2 separate regions of the Homo sapiens genome follow, and region 2 is linked to region 1. Evidence: chromatin loops called from intact Hi-C (ENCODE). Cell type or tissue: thyroid gland. All regions are shown on one strand.

Evidence for each region. Hi-C counts contacts between places; a loop is a spot of excess contacts. Peaks named below come from ENCODE experiments on the same cell type or tissue, not always from the same donor. Only the 100,000 strongest peaks of a DNase experiment are listed, where the experiment ranks them.
Region 2: it touches region 1 in a loop (5-fold over the local background); 106 of 110 quality-filtered maps call a loop at or near these places.

What each region holds. Positions count from the first base shown.
Region 1 is chr1:206,485,713-206,493,712 of GRCh38, forward strand. It overlaps IKBKE (inhibitor of nuclear factor kappa B kinase subunit epsilon), which reads left to right. Exons shown (of 22, transcript NM_014002.4): 16 at 2,202-2,278; 17 at 5,107-5,146; 18 at 5,936-6,037; 19 at 7,311-7,407; 20 at 7,554-7,666. It overlaps IKBKE-AS1 (IKBKE antisense RNA 1), which reads right to left. Exons shown (of 2, transcript NR_172918.1): 2 at 5,404-7,364. Among named protein-coding and RNA genes, the nearest start is that of IKBKE-AS1, 8.0 kb to the right of the region's middle. In thyroid gland, a CTCF peak has its summit at 4,541 (motif pointing right); a DNase peak (open chromatin) is centred at 4,559; H3K27ac peaks cover 2,247 bases.
Region 2 is chr1:206,579,948-206,587,947 of GRCh38, forward strand. RASSF5 (Ras association domain family member 5) reads left to right here. Exons shown (of 6, transcript NM_182663.4): 3 at 3,322-3,432; 4 at 4,440-4,737; 5 at 5,233-5,348; 6 at 6,879-8,000. The coding sequence ends at 7,031. It also overlaps a transcript of EIF2D not described here. Among named protein-coding and RNA genes, the nearest start is that of EIF2D, 29 kb to the right of the region's middle. In thyroid gland, CTCF peaks have their summits at 3,917 (motif pointing left) and 4,120; a DNase peak (open chromatin) is centred at 3,894; H3K27ac peaks cover 628 bases.

The DNA.
Region 1 (8,000 bases):
AGGTTAACTTACCCTGAGTCACAGCCAGTAAATGACAAATGACAGAGGTGGCTTCAGGTCGGGTCTGTCCACCTCCAAAGCCTATGTTCTTGGCCTATGCCAGGCAGGGGTTTACAACCTTTAAGGCACCACTCTCCCTTTTAACAGACATAAAAATACCCCCCTCCCCCAGGCCCCAGCTGACTGTGGGGAGCCGCTGCCTACCTTGCCGCTTCTGACCAGGGGATGGGTGGTACCCAGCGCGGACCTCCTCCCCATTCTCTGCTGGTGCCTACTGTAATCTGGGCCTATCCCCATCCATCATCCCATGGCCTCAATTCTAAATTCAAACAGCTCTGAACACCACAGGAGTTTTTCTTAACTGTTTTGGCCATAAAACCTGACCTAAATCGAATGAGGCTCTTTATAGAATTTATCCCACTTACGGTGAATGTTCTTGTGGTTCTTTGGAGATGTGAATGTGTTTGATTAGGAGTTGATGCCCTGCTCGGGCCATTCCACAATACACTGTGTGGGTACCAAATTGCCTTTCTGATATCAGAAGACGATTCTCAATTCAGAGCACATTTGGCCCCGTCCTTTTGGATGAAGGCTGCAGATCTGAGGCCCCGTCCTTTTGGATGAAGGCTGCAGATCTGAGGCCCTGTCCTTTTGGATGAAGGCTGCAGATCTGAGGCCCTGTCCTTTTGGATGAAGGCTGAGGATCGAGGTCCTGTCCTTTTGGATGAAGGCTGCGGATCCCAGGCCCTGTCTTTTGGATGAAGGCTGTGGATCGAGGCCCCATCCTTTTGGATGAAGGCTGAGGATCAAGGCCCCATCCTTTTGGATGAAGGCTGCAGATCTGAGGCCCTGTCCTTTTGGATGAAGGCTGAGGATCCCAGGCCCTGTCTTTTGGATGAAGGCTGAGGATCGAGGCCCCATCCTTTTGGATGAAGGCTGCAGATCCCAGGCTCTGTCTTTTGGATGAAGGCTGTGGATCTGAGCCCTGTCCTTTTGGATGAAGGCTGAGGATCGAGGTCCCATCCTTTTGGATGAAGGCTGCGGATCCCAGGCCCTGTCTTTTGGATGAAGGCTGTGGATCCCAGGCCCTGTCTTTTGGATGAAGGCTGTGGATCGAGGCCCCGTCCTTTTGGATGAAGGCTGAGGATCAAGGCCTCATCCTTTTGGATGAAGGCTGCAGATCTGAGGCCCTGTCCTTTTGGATGAAGGCTGAGGATCAAGGCCCCATCCATTTGGATGAAGGCTGCAGATCTGAGCCCTGTCCTTTTGGATGAAGGCTGTGGATCCCAGGCCTTGTCTTTTGGATGAAGGCTGTGGATCTGAGGCCTGTCCCAGCCACTTCATCTTCCACCCTCATGTTCCTGGCGGGGCAGGCTCCTTCGGCTGGCAGAGCCCTGGAACAAGCCTGTGCTCTGTTCAGAGTCAAGCTCCAGAAATAGCAGAGATGGGGTCACTTGGAGGTGCTGCAGGGAGGAAGTGGAGCTACATAGGCCTGTGGGTGAGGAAGAACTTTTCCCAGACACTCCCGACTTCTCAAACAAAGTGTTTGTTTCCAGCCTGAAAAGGGGAAGGAAGAAATAATAATGACCTTCAACCCCAGAACAAGAAAGTCCTCGGGAGATCATCTCCCCAGTTCCTCCGCCTCCGGGCAGGACCGAGGCCTGTTGATTCATTCTTGTTTTCAATAAGGATTATTGATTCATTATTTATGTTAAGTTTCTGCTGTGTGCCACACATTGGGTAAACCAAGAAGCTATATTCTTCTGCTTTTTCCAGTTGACCAGAGAGAGATTTTAGCTCCCCTCTATCCCCAGCTGTCACTGCCAGACACGCTCTTAGGTTTCAGGGGCCTAGGCTCCTTCCCAGGGCCTAGTCTCACAACTTCTCAGGTAGTAAAGGCCACGTTCCTGTTGCCCGTCCTGCTTGGCTTCCTGTCTCTCTTATCTCCTACTTAACTCATGCTGCGAGTGCATGTGTGTGAGAGAGGAAGAATAAGCCATGAGAACGAGAGACGGCTGGCTGACTGTACGGGGTCTCAAATAAGCCTAGAGACGGGACAGCCACCTCCACTCCCAGACTGATCCCCCAAAACTGTGGCTGTGAGGCTCCTCCCCTATTCCACTGCCACCCTTCCCCTCCCTCCCTCTTTCCTCTGTGCTATTAGATTCTTCCAACACCTGGTCCCTGTCTCCTGCCCACAGCATCCAGCAGATTCAGTGCTGTTTGGACAAGATGAACTTCATCTACAAACAGTTCAAGAAGTCTAGGATGAGGCCAGGTGAGCCCGGGGAGGGCAGATGCCCCTTCTCTCTCCTCTGTCTCCCTTCTTTCGCCTTTCTTCCTTTTCACTGGTGCTACCAGTGGCCACTAACCTCCAGCTAAGTGGCCGCTAACCTCCAGCTGGTGGTTCTTGGAGGCCCACTAAGCGGATGGTTCTGTGCAGCTGCTCTAGGGGCAAGGCCCCTGTCTGCAAGCTGCCTGCAGGCCAGTGGGGGACATGAAACCTTTACATGCCTGCCTGTTGCCACATGAGAGACTTGGATCACATGGTTGGGGGATCCAGTGGGCCGGGACCTGGGTGCTGTAGGAGAGGTGGTCCTGGAAAGAGATCTCGCACCTTGGCAGGGCACTTTAAAGTATAGAATGTCACTATCCGTTGTGTCCTTGGGACACTGAGACAGTCAGGTTTTCCAGAAAAGGGGGGGTCAGGAGAAGTCCCATTTTGAGTCACTGGGTCAGGCATTTTGGCTGCTTGATCCATTAATCCTCACAAGGATGCTGTGGCAGGGGCAGCCCATTTACAGGCTCGGGGGTGGGAAGCTGCTTGTCCAAAGTGACTGCCATTGTGGGGTAGTGCAAGGGTGGGACCCAGGGAGGGCTGGTGAGGGGGTTGGAGGGAGCCTGCGGAGGCTCCAGTTGACTCCTCAGGTTGGGGAACTAACACACCAGGAACCAAACCTCCCCCTCCTCTCCCAGGCCCCAAGCATTTCCTAATCTGTAGGCTGAAGGTCTTGGGCTTTATTGCCAAATTCTCTTCTCTCCTTGGGATTATCTAAAAACCACTGTCCAATAGAAATATAATGCCAGACACGTATGTAATTCTAAGTCTTCTAGTAGCCAATTTTTAAAAAGTAGAAAGAAACAAGTGAAATTAATTTTAATGTGTTATTCAACCCAATATATCCAGTGTCATTTTAGCGTGTAATCAATATAAACAAAATCACTAAGGAAATACCTTATATTCTTTTTGTGTTATCTTCAAAATCCCACGTGTATATATACACATAAATATATAACTTATTTCCTTAGCAATTCTGTTTATATTGATTACATGCTAATATATATATTTGAGACAGGGCCTTTGTCACCCAGGCAGGAGTACAATGGCATGATCACTGCTCACTGTCGCCTCAACCTCCTGGGCTCAAGCCATCCTCCCATCTCAGGCTCCTGACTAGCTGGGACTACAGGATGCTTTCCCATCACTTCATTGTTTTATATTTCACATATATATATATAATTCATATATATATTATTCACATATATATATTATTCATATATATATTATTCACATATATATAACATTTATAACACATCTCTATTGGGAAACTAAATTTTATATATGTGTGTATATGTGTGTGTGTGTGTGTGTGTGTGTATATATATATATATATATATATATATATATACACACACACACATACATGGAGCTGTGTGCAGTGGCTCATGTCTGTAATCTCAGCACTTTGGAAAACTGAAGCGGGAGGATCACTTGGGCCCAGGAGTTCAAGACCAGCCTGGGCAACATAGCAAGACCCCGTCTCTACAAAAAATAAACAAAACTAGCTGGACGTGGGCATGCGCCTGTAGTCCTAACTACTTGGGAGGCTGAGGTGGGAGGATCACCTGAGCCTGGGAGCTGGGAGTTCGAGACTGCAGTGAGCTAAGATCACACCACTGCAGCACTCCAGCCAGGGCAAGAGCGAGACCCTGTCTCAAACAACAACAATAACAAAACCTCTAGGCATCATTACCCTCCCCATTTTATAGATGAGAAAACCAAGACACAGAAAGGTTAAGTAGCCCAAGTAATCTAGGTCCAGCTGCTTTTAACTATCCCATTTTACAGCCTCAAAGGAGTTTTACTTCTATTGGTCTTTAAGAGTCCTTTAATAAAATTAAAAATGAACCCCTAACTGTTAAAACCCAGCGTGTTGAAAGATACCATTTTTTAAAATGCCCGGTGGTCTTCAGGCTCTCTCGCATGAGCCTCACGGGACTCCCAAGTGGCACCTGTGATGGATAAGGAGACAGGCTCAGCGAAGTGAAATCACTCGCCTAGTGCCGCCTGCCAACAGGAGGAAGGGCTGAGGTTTGTCCCAGGTCTCTCGGACTGCACACATGCTCTTAGCTGGCCGAGTGCAGGGCCCAGGAGGGGGACTCTGCTATGAGAGGAGTGGGATGGGGAGGCCCTCGAAGTGAACCGCCATCATCATTTCATCTTGGGGCTGCCGCCACCCTGGAGGCCCATTCCTGCGAAGACCAGGAGGGGGCAGCATCTCCCTAGTGCATGAGCCTTAGGGCCCTTCAGGAGGCAGCCAAGGCCATGAAAGCTTCAGCCTTTCTGGCAAAAGTGGCTGGGCAGAGCGGGGAGGTAGAAGGTGGTGGCCTGATTTCTCCAGCTCGTTGCAGGTAGCGCCCATGAACATTCAGGGATGGGACCACCCAGCTGCAGGCATCAGTCACTCTGGGAGGGTGCTGGATAAGGGGCTATGGTTGACCGAGCCTCCTTCTAAGCCCACTTCATCCACCAACTCCCACCTGAAGCATCCCCCACGTCCCCACCCCGGCCCTGCACTGCAGGCTGCCTTCCCCTGGGGCCCTCACACAATTTCCCCATGGCTTCTTGAGGCCCTGGCTTTGTCCTAATCAGCTATTCCGGTGCTAGCTTCACTCCTCTGCCCCTCCTGCTCCGCTGGGCGGTGAGTTCCCGTGAAGCAGCACAGGCTGGGCCGTCTTCATCTTTTAACTGTCTCTCGACCTTTGCTGCACACTGTTTCGTTGACTGATTGAATAGGTGACATCTGTTCTGTCTGTTTCCTCCAGGGCTTGGCTACAACGAGGAGCAGATTCACAAGCTGGATAAGTGAGTGGCCTGTCCTCCGGCAGGTGGGTGGGCAGGAGGGTGGGTGTCCTCAGGGCAGAGCGATTCTCAACGCCAGAGGAGAGGCAGTGAAGGGCCCTGTCCCGGACTGCAGCTGAGCAGAGTTGGGGATAACAGGTTATCTGGGGCCAGGGGAGGGAGTATGCATAGCTTAGTTGGAGGGAGACTTCTCAGATGCAATCTTGAAGTAACTGGATTTACTTCTGGTATGGACAAGACTGTTTGCAGGCTTTTTTTTTCTCTAGTTGTCCTCACTGATGCACCACTTACCACTTCCTGCTTCTGCCCTCTGCCTGAACCTTCCCTGCCTCCCCCCGCTCCTCTGTCTCCCATGTTTCCCGGACACACTCACGTCCAGGAGGCCCTCCCTGATTTAATGGTTATCTGGGAACTCACTCCCCCAGTTCTACAAGCACCCCGACCCCTTTTTGTCTCACACACACACGCACTCACACACCTTCTTTCCACGGCTGCCTCACTTTCCCTTCCCTTTCCTGAGGACTAAGCTTGAGCACATGTGTGTTCCCTGAGGACCCCCTGTGTGTCTCCCACGTCTCCCTGTTGATGTGGGCTTTGCTGGCCACTGCAACCTTCACAATCCAAGTGTGTGACCGTCCTTCCTCCTTTCCCAGAGACATAGCCCTGCTGTGGACGCAGGGCTTGGGCACTTACGACAAGGTGGTGACGGAGACTGACGGAGACTGAGGGATGGTGGGCTTGTGCATAGTGGTTCTGGCAGCTCATCTGCACCTTGGTTCTCTGTCGTTCTAGGGTGAATTTCAGTCATTTAGCCAAAAGACTCCTGCAGGTGTTCCAGGAGGAGTGCGTGCAGAAGTATCAAGCGTCCTTAGTCACACACGGCAAGAGGATGAGGTAACAGCCCCTCCTGAGCTCCTGGAGCCCAGGGCCTGGCCTGGCCCTTCTAGGCTTCAGAGGACCCAGGGCTTTGTGGAGCCCTGAGGCAGAGGGAGGAGTGAGTGAAGGGGTGTGAGCAGAGGAGTGGTTTTCTGTCCCTGGGTGGACCAGGCAGTTGGCTGGGAGATTTCTGTAGCTCAGCTTATTTACTCCTACAACACCTGCCCTATACAGTAGATATCATCACCCTATTTCCTAGGTGAGGAAACTGAGGCTCTGAGAACAGGTCTCCTCTGCACATCACATGGCTAGTAAGTGGCAGACCCAAGACTCGTATGTGGCTCTGCCTGCCTCTACAATCTAGATTCTTCAGGGCTTTTGAGGGGTAAAATCAAATCAAATCTGGATTCTTTCTACCGTTCCACCTGGTTATATTGAGAAGTCTCCTTTAGGAGAACACTAGGTGCCCCTGGGATAAGGACAGTGGCAGTGGCCCTTAAGTAGAACCTTCTGTCACACTGTCCCCTTCAGGAGTTTTGGGTTCCGCCTTCTCAGATCAGGCCCACTCTCCATCCCCTGCCTGTGTGAACACTGGCCCCTCCTGAGAAGAGAGGACAATTTCCCACGTGCTACCACATTCTGAGGCCTGTAGGACCTCACCTTGTTATGGGGCTGAGACCTTGGCACTCACCCGTCCTCATATCAGAATACCAATGCCTGCTTCTTCTACTCCAACCCACCACACATTCTGGTGTAATTGCTCTGGAGCAGGGCTTGGATGTCAGTGTAGTACAGCTTCTCCAGGTGATTCTAATGTGTGGCGAGGGCTGACCTCCAACCCCTGATTTAACAGCTCTGGGCCTTGGGGAAAATGTTCCTGTTCCTTCACTCCACTTAGAGATAGAAGAGAATTCACACTGGAAATGAGAGCGTGGGCAGTTCCCCACACTGAGAGCCCTGGTGTGGGCTATCCTCTGCCTCTCTGCAGCCTGACTGGTGCCACGCTCACCATAGGTGGCATGCGTCACCCAGCCCCAGCCACATGCATGTTGTTGGTGCTCCACACTACGGCTCTGAAGGGGGCCTCCCAGCCTCAGCCAGCTGTGTGCTTCTGCATTATTGCAGTGGGGCGGGCAAGCGTGGAGGGCACAGCTGGCAGGGCAGAGGCAGCGAGGGAGGCAAATACCCGGGACCCACCTGTGTCCATGTGTGGATCCGATGGCAGCTAGGCGAGCCCTGGGGAATGGGCTGAGTCCTGCTCTAATTCTAAGTCTCTGTGTGTTCTCTTGAGGGTGGTGCACGAGACCAGGAACCACCTGCGCCTGGTTGGCTGTTCTGTGGCTGCCTGTAACACAGAAGCCCAGGGGGTCCAGGAGAGTCTCAGCAAGGTGGGCATGGCAGAAGGATTCTAGGTGCTCTGGGGATGCAGGCTGGGGCGCTTGTTACCCATGTCTTCCCCTCCTCCAGCACTCCCCCTACCCAGCCACACATAAGCTGGCTACTAATTGCTGACCAAAGTATGGCTTCCCTGCAGCTCCTGGAAGAGCTATCTCACCAGCTCCTTCAGGACCGAGCAAAGGGGGCTCAGGCCTCGCCGCCTCCCATAGCTCCTTACCCCAGCCCTACACGAAAGGACCTGCTTCTCCAGTAAGTGCTGGGGAGAAAGCGGTTGTGTATCTGTGTGGAAGGGGGTTGCAGGGAGCAGAGTATGCTGAGGTTAGAGCCTGAGGGGTTTGGCGTCATGCCAGGCCTAGGAGGCAAGATTAAAGAGACTAGCTGGGTGCGGTGGCTCACACCTGTAATCCCAGCACTTTGAGAGGCCAAGGTGAGCGGATCAACTTGAGGCCAGAAGTTGGAGACCAACCTGCCAAACATGGTGAAACCCCATCTCTGGTAAAAATACAAAATTTAGCCGGGTGTGGTGGCAGGCACCTGTAATCTCAGCTACTTGGGAGGCTGAGGCATAAGAATTGCTTGAATC
Region 2 (8,000 bases), 94 kb after region 1:
GGTGCTGGCATTCCATGGCTGTGACATTCGTAGTGTTGGCTACACACGGGGCTCCTGGCACTCCCAGACAGGGCTTCCCATCACCAGCCAGAGGGCCAGGCCTCAGAATGGTGAGGTCAGGGCTGCTGTCTTTTGAGTCAGCCCTGGAAGGCAGAGGTGCCTGTGGCCACTTGCGTCACTTCCCCGCGTTTGTGGTGGGAAGGGGAGAGATAGATGGGTCTATCTGCTGAAGAAAGGGGAACAGGAAGAAGAAACCCTAGGCTAAGGCAGCTTTGCTTCTCACTGTATTCAAAATCAAGCCTTTGAAAGCCACAGCACAGCTGCCTTTTCTTACGGGGAAATGGCTCTAGCTTGATTGGAAACTATGAGAGGAGATCTTTCCGAAGCTTCTAGAATTTTCTTTCCATTACTTATTTTTTATAGACAAGTATGAGAAAGCTATTACCTCCTGAGGAGCAATAGCCTACATGCGTCAGAGACAGAGTGAGTGTATAATAGTAACCAGACAACGGGGTCTTTCTAATTAGAAGCTCCCAGCGGGAAGGTATAGGGGTAGGGCCAGGGTCAGGCACATCTGGTCCCATAGACATGTGCTCAGCTGGCAAGGACTGAGGATGGGGAGCTCTGGGAGCTACCCAAGGGAAGGGATGAGGAAAATGAGAGGCTTCACTGTGAGAGTCCCCGGGTTAATGGACTGACAGTGAATGAAGAGAGTCTGTGAGGCTCACACTACTTGCTACTCACCTCCGGCAAGTGGGAGATGGCCAGAGCTGCTTGCCCTTGGGTGGTCTGCAACAGAATCAAGGTTCAGTTCCAGAGACCTGGGAAGGCACACAGGAGAAGGCTGGGCCCTGCATCCTGGTGGCTGCATCTCACTTGAGTTAGAAGTCCTTCCTTCCCACCTTCACAGGTGACATGGTGCCTCTGGGGCCTGACCCGCTGCTTAGACTCATCTTAGATGAACATTTCACAGATCAGGTAACTTACAGGCTTTGGTTTAACAGCTGCTCATCCCAGCCCCGCAGCACAGAGTTTCAGTGATCATTATGGGTGTGGCAGGCCGGCCCCTTCAGCAAAAGATGCCGTCCCATGGTGGCTACATGGTGAATTGAGAAGAGCATGGGCCTTAGATGGATTTGATTCCAGTTCCTACTTAGCTTCTTACTAGCAGGGGACCACAGGCATGTTTCTTAAACTCAGCCTCAGTTTTGTTATCTGTGAAATAAGAATGACATACATAGTATGTAAGAGAAGGTATGTGAAAGTACCCAGCACAGGCTGTTATTAATAGGTCAGGACCCCTTGGGGAGAGTACAGCGGGAGCAGACAGGCCAGGGAACGATGCCATGATGGAAAGAGGATGTCAGAAGCTGGGTGCGGTGGCTCACACCTGTAATGCCAGCACTTTGGGAGGCCAAGGCGGATGGATCATTTGAGGTCAGGAGTTCGACATCAGCCTGGCCAATATGGTGAAATCCCGTCTCTACTAAAAAATACAAAAATTAGCTGGGTGTGGTGGTGCGCACCTGTAATCCCAGCTACTTGGGAGGCTGAGGCAGGAGAATTGCTTGAACCTGGGAGGCAGAGATTGCAGTCAGCCAAGATCGTGCCACTGCATTCCAGCCTGGGTGACAGAGGGAGACGAAAGAAAAGAAAGAAAGAAAGAGAGAGAGACAGAGAGAGAGGGGGGAGAGAGAGAGAGAGAAAGAAAAGGAAGGAAGGAAGGAAAGAAAGAAAGGAGGATGTCAGCTGTGCTGAGGGGTTGGAGGTGGGAGGCTGGAGCCACGCCAGCTCCTCTTGGCAGCCAGAGCCTGACATTGCATCGGTTCTGTGGGATTGGAAAGTGGAAGGAAGTGATGGCAGGTTGTTCAGGGTGGCGTGTCTCCCACATGGCTTGCTGAAGGGAGGAAGGTAGGGCAAAGCTCTGTCACGGAGGGGGGGCCCTGTTGTGTTCCGCGGGGTGGTGATGTGACGTCGCGGCAGCTGTGAAATTCCCCAGCCAAACCCAGACACCCACAGGACAGTGTCAGATGGTGTCAGAGTCATCCCTCACTGGGCCTCAGTTTCCTCATTTACCAAAGGAGAATCCTGATCCACCCCAAGTCTGCTACACTTGAACGTCAGGCAAATTCTGGGTGGGTTCTGACCAACCAGTTCCCACACTCCCAGCCACTCAGGGACAGTGTGAAGATAAAACCGGGAGGTGGGTAACAGTGAACTTGAGAGAGAGCCAGAGAACTGACTGAGGGACAGTGGCTTCGACCCCAGAATTCACCCCTGTATTGTCTCTACAAGGTGAGGGCCATTGACCTCAATCTCCTCAATTTCATTGTTCACTTATCCTTCCCAGGGGGTGGGAGGAGGAGGGCATCTGGGAACATATGAGAAGAATGAACACATGGTCTCACAGGAGGAACACAATGGGACAGACCTGGAATTTCTGTTTCATTCTGTACATACTGACTGTAGGGTGTGAGGCAGGTTGCTAAACTTCTCTTAGTCTCAATAGTCTCACCTGTAAGATGGGGTAATAAACTATCTTACAGACTTCTGGTTTGTGAGAATCATATGAGATAATGTATGCCAAGTACTTGGCACAGAAGAAGTGCTAAGTAAATTCTAGGTGTCCCTGTGCCCAGTAGCGGTTTATCTCCTCTTTTATGGTAGAGGGGGCTACAGCCCTTCATCCCTGCCAGTTCACTCGTTCATTTGACAAATAGATATTTACTTCTTGCTATGTGAAAAGCACTGTGGCAAGTGATGTGGGGCCTGGACTGGTCTCTATGTGTCCTTGGTCCTTGGGATCTAAGAGAATTCTTGTCTTCCCGATCAGTAGTATATACTGGCACCATGGGTAGACGCCTGTCCCTCCAGCTGTGTTGTTACTTCCTTGAGGAGACAGACCATGGCTTGTATTTCTTTGCATCTCCCATAGCATCAAAGAAGCATCTTTTCCATAGCAGCTTTCCATAAGCAAATGCGGCTCTGCTCATTCACCAGATTCATAGTCAGTGCCTGAGTGCCAGACGCTTTCACACTAATCTCAAGACAAGCCTGTGCAGTAGGTATTGTTCCCATTTCACAGATGAGGAGACTGAGGCTTAGAGAAATCTGAGTTACTTCTCCAGGAGGGCTGGCTAGACACTGGCACAGCTGCAATTTGACCTCTCATTGTCTCACTCCGAGTCCGTGCAGTTAGTTCCACTCTGCAGGGCTGGATGCTCACTTCTTGGTTAGAGAGGCTTTGGGGAGGGCGTGGTTGTTCCCTTTCTCACCCTGAGAACTACTACACATCCACCTCCACTTCTGTGTCTCTTCCAGAATGTCTGTAAACCTGTGGAGGAGACACAGCGCCCGCCCACACTGCAGGAGATCAAGCAGAAGATCGACAGCTACAACACGCGAGAGAAGAACTGCCTGGGCATGAAACTGGTAAGCGCCCGTCCACCCTCAACCTGGCCCCTGCTCCACCACCCGCTTCGGGTTTGGCGCCTCTGCCCTCACTCTGAATTCTGTGGCTACTCCCTGGCAGGTCCCCTCCCTTTCCTCCGGCCTCCAGAGGCCTCCGGGGTCTGGAAGGCTGATAGCCAGAGCCCTCAGTGGCCTCCATGTGCTTTAGGGAAATAGATCTGACTCTCATTTTTTGCTTGTGATTTTGGGAAGCTCTTTTAACTCCTCCTCTGAGCTTCAGTGTAAACTAAGTGATTAAACGGTACGTAATGACCAAGGGCCCAGTATTGCTTGGCCTCCAGGGAGCCAGGACAATGGGACTTAGTTGCTCCCCTTCCTACCCCTTCGATTGTGAGAGAGGGACATACTCTCTCAGAGAGGGGAGGGCACCCAACTTAGCACCCAGTTGGGAAAGGCTGTCTTCAATAGGGAGGGGAGAAGGTAGAAAAACACTGCCCCCTGCTGGTGGCTGGCATCAGCTGGCTCTTTGGGGTTCAGCCAGATGGAGCACCAGAAAATCCAGTCACAAATGCACCTAGGTTTAAGTCTTAAAGGCTGTTTCTTAGTAAAGAGATACAGGAGGAAATCTAGTGGGCTGGTTCTCCAAGGCCCTCATTATAGAGCCTTCCTGCTTCCTGCCTGGTTCAGAGGTACAAACTAGAGTGGCTACCCCACACCCTGCCTCTTACAATGGGCACTCACCAAAGGCAACTGGTTACAGGAGGTTTAGGGAGCTGGCCTGAGCCTCCTGGGAGGGAAATCCACTGCAGCCCCACAGGTCCTCTTTGGTAGCTGGATCCTGAGGGTCTTCTCCCAGCCCACTATGGGGAAAGGGATCTCTGCTCCTTCCTCCAGCTCTCCCACGTCAGCAGAGGCAGGAAAGAACTCAAGGAGACAGGTGGGTGCTGCTGGGGCAATGGCCCCGAGTGGCAGATATGATCATGCAAGGCGGACGGCCCTGACCCCCTGTGACATGCCCCCGCTGGCAGAGTGAAGACGGCACCTACACGGGTTTCATCAAAGTGCATCTGAAACTCCGGCGGCCTGTGACGGTGCCTGCTGGGATCCGGCCCCAGTCCATCTATGATGCCATCAAGGAGGTGAACCTGGCGGCTACCACGGACAAGCGGACATCCTTCTACCTGCCCCTAGATGCCATCAAGCAGCTGCACATCAGCAGCACCACCACCGTCAGTGAGGTCATCCAGGGGCTGCTCAAGAAGTTCATGGTTGTGGACAATCCCCAGAAGTTTGCACTTTTTAAGCGGATACACAAGGACGGACAAGGTAGGAGAAAGAGTGAACCCAACCAGACCGTTCCCTTCCTACCTGTGTCCAAGCCCACCCACTAAAACTCCTGCCGGCCTTGGGTGGGAGCTGTGGGCTTCTCCTGAGCACCAGGGGTCCAGCTGCCCATGTGGTGTTCAGATCTGTGGAATCCGGGCAGGGAGGCAAGAGCAGAGTCCCTGACTCTGCATGTGACTTCAGGAAAACCACACCCTAGGCTCCCATTTCCTGATCTGTGCAATGGGAGGAATCTGCCCCACCATTCCTAATCTTTCAGGAGATGATGTGAATGGAATCATGCTTTAAACTCTGAGCAGACACCCAAGATAAAAGGTTATTGCCCTGTTCATTACTGTCATGTTCATTTCATTAAAAGGCCCGTGTCTACTTCCAGTTGTACGTACCCCACCTCTGCATTTCCAATCCTTTCCCGCAAGCCTGGGCCCCGCCCTTCTTTTCTGGGAAGAGCTCCCAGCACCCTCTCTTGGTTTGCAGTGCTCTTCCAGAAACTCTCCATTGCTGACCGCCCCCTCTACCTGCGCCTGCTTGCTGGGCCTGACACGGAGGTCCTCAGCTTTGTGCTAAAGGAGAATGAAACTGGAGAGGTAGAGGTAGGTCTGGACCCATTGTGCAAACCCAGGCCTTAGGGCACCCTGGGTGGGTGCAGGTGGGTGTTGTCCTAACTACCTCACATAGGTGGGAGCCACGCAGCACGGGCAGGAAGGTGACTGTTGAGAGAGTGAGCAGGGGTGGGTGATGGGCCTGGGGGTCAGTGTTTCAGCCAGGACTCTGAACACCCTGGGGTAGCACATTAGGGCCTGTGTGTGGCAAGGCCTGTGGAAAGAAAGGATTTCATGTGCTTTATTTCTGAAAACTCAGGGAGGAGGGGGACCAAGAAACTCCCTGTGCTCAGGCACAGGCTGTTTTTGCTTCAAAATGGCCCGAGGGCTACCAAGCTCCATCTCTGGGCTCCACTGGGTATAGACGTTTTTGAGCCATTTGTCCTCCCTTTTCTTGACCTCCATCCCCCAAGGGGAGCTAACCAGTGTGTAGTCTTGTGGCATAAACTGGAGTAAAACCAGGCCGGTGCCACCCATGGCCTGAGAATGACCAACAGGGGAAGGTCTCAGTGTTTGTCACACTGTGTTCAGTGGAGGCCTAGAGTTTTAAGGAGTTTTGGGAGTCACTGCGGAGATTTAGGGATCAAGGCAGCTGGGACTCTGTCCCTTCTCCCCATTTCAGCAAGGGCCGCTCTGCTCCCATCTGCTTTCTTTATTGGCATCTGTGCAGAATATGTTTGGAAAAAGTACTCCATGGACAGTAGCTGAATGCTGCTGGCCCTGTGGAAAGCTCAGGCACTTTGAAGTGTGGAGACCTGGGCTCTAGTTCCAGTTCTGCTGCAATGAGCTCTGTGATTGTGATTACGCCACCTTCCCTGTGTGGACTTGAGGTTTCTCACTTATCCATAGCGAGGACCAAACCAGATAAACCTTAGTACTCTATTGTGCTCAAAGAGCTTAGGAGTCTCAATTGTTGGCCGCACAGGGCTTGTGCTCTTGGGTCAGCCTGATGGAAGTCCAAATTGCCTTCTGCCATCAGAGGCCAAGTCCTTTAGGGGTAGGCCTGGGCCAGTCAGGCTCTCATTATCTGCTCTGCCAGTCATGGGAGGTAGATACCCCAATTTCCCAGCAGATAACAGGCTGAGAAGGGTGGAAAGCTGTGCTCGAGGTCACACTGCTGGGAGAGGTGGAGTCAGGCCCAACCCCGGTCTCCTGAGTCCACGTTCCACTCCTCCACCTGCTTTCTGAGGGTCTGCATGTTGGGAGGCTGGGTGGTTCCAGCATCACTGTCAAGATCTCGGCTGCTACACAGAAACTTAAGATTATTGAGTTTCAAAATAAAAACATGGTTCATAGACTGGCAACTCTTGGTCATGAGATGCCAGCATTTGGAATTTTGTTGCTGCTATGACAGGCATGCAAAGCCCAGGCTTCGCTGATTCAGTCTGTTCAGTAGCAAACTGTGTGTGAATCACGGATGTGAACTGGGAAGGGGAAGGCAGCAGGGTCTCTCAGGTCGTGTCAACTTCTAACCTGTCTCCTATTCTGTTTCTTCCCACAAATCTCCCTCTCGCCTCACAGTGGGATGCCTTCTCCATCCCTGAACTTCAGAACTTCCTAACAATCCTGGAAAAAGAGGAGCAGGACAAAATCCAACAAGTGCAAAAGAAGTATGACAAGTTTAGGCAGAAACTGGAGGAGGCCTTAAGAGAATCCCAGGGCAAACCTGGGTAACCGGTCCTGCTTCCTCTCCTCCTGGTGCATTCAGATTTATTTGTATTATTAATTATTATTTTGCAACAGACACTTTTTCTCAGGACATCTCTGGCAGGTGCATTTGTGCCTGCCCAGCAGTTCCAGCTGTGGCAAAAGTCTCTTCCATGGACAAGTGTTTGCACGAGGGTTCAGCTGTGCCCGCCCCCAGGCTGTGCCCCACCACAGATTCTGCCAAGGATCAGAACTCATGTGAAACAAACAGCTGACGTCCTCTCTCGATCTGCAAGCCTTTCACCAACCAAATAGTTGCCTCTCTCGTCACCAAACTGGAACCTCACACCAGCCGGCAAAGGAAGGAAGAAAGGTTTTAGAGCTGTGTGTTCTTTCTCTGGCATTGATTCCTCTTTGAGTTCTCTTACTTGCCACGTACAGGACCATTATTTATGAGTGAAAAGTTGTAGCACATTCCTTTTGCAGGTCTGAGCTAAGCCCCTGAAAGCAGGGTAATGCTCATAAAAGGACTGTTCCCGCGGCCCCAAGGTGCCTGTTGTTCACACTTAAGGGAAGTTTATAAAGCTACTGGCCCCAGATGCTCAGGGTAAGGAGCACCAAAGCTGAGGCTGGCTCAGAGATCTCCAGAGAAGCTGCAGCCTGCCCTGGCCCTGGCTCTGGCCCTGGCCCACATTGCACATGGAAACCCAAAGGCATATATCTGCGTATGTGTGGTACTTAGTCACATCTTTGTCAACAAACTGTTCGTTTTTAAGTTACAAATTTGAATTTAATGTTGTCATCATCGTCATGTGTTTCCCCAAAGGGAAGCCAGTCATTGACCATTTAAAAAGTCTCCTGCTAAGTATGGAAATCAGACAGTAAGAGAAAGCCAAAAAGCAATGCAGAGAAAGGTGTCCAAGCTGTCTTCAGCCTTCCCCAGCTAAAGAGCAGAGGAGGGCCTGGGCTACTTGGGTTCCCCATCGGCCTCCAGCA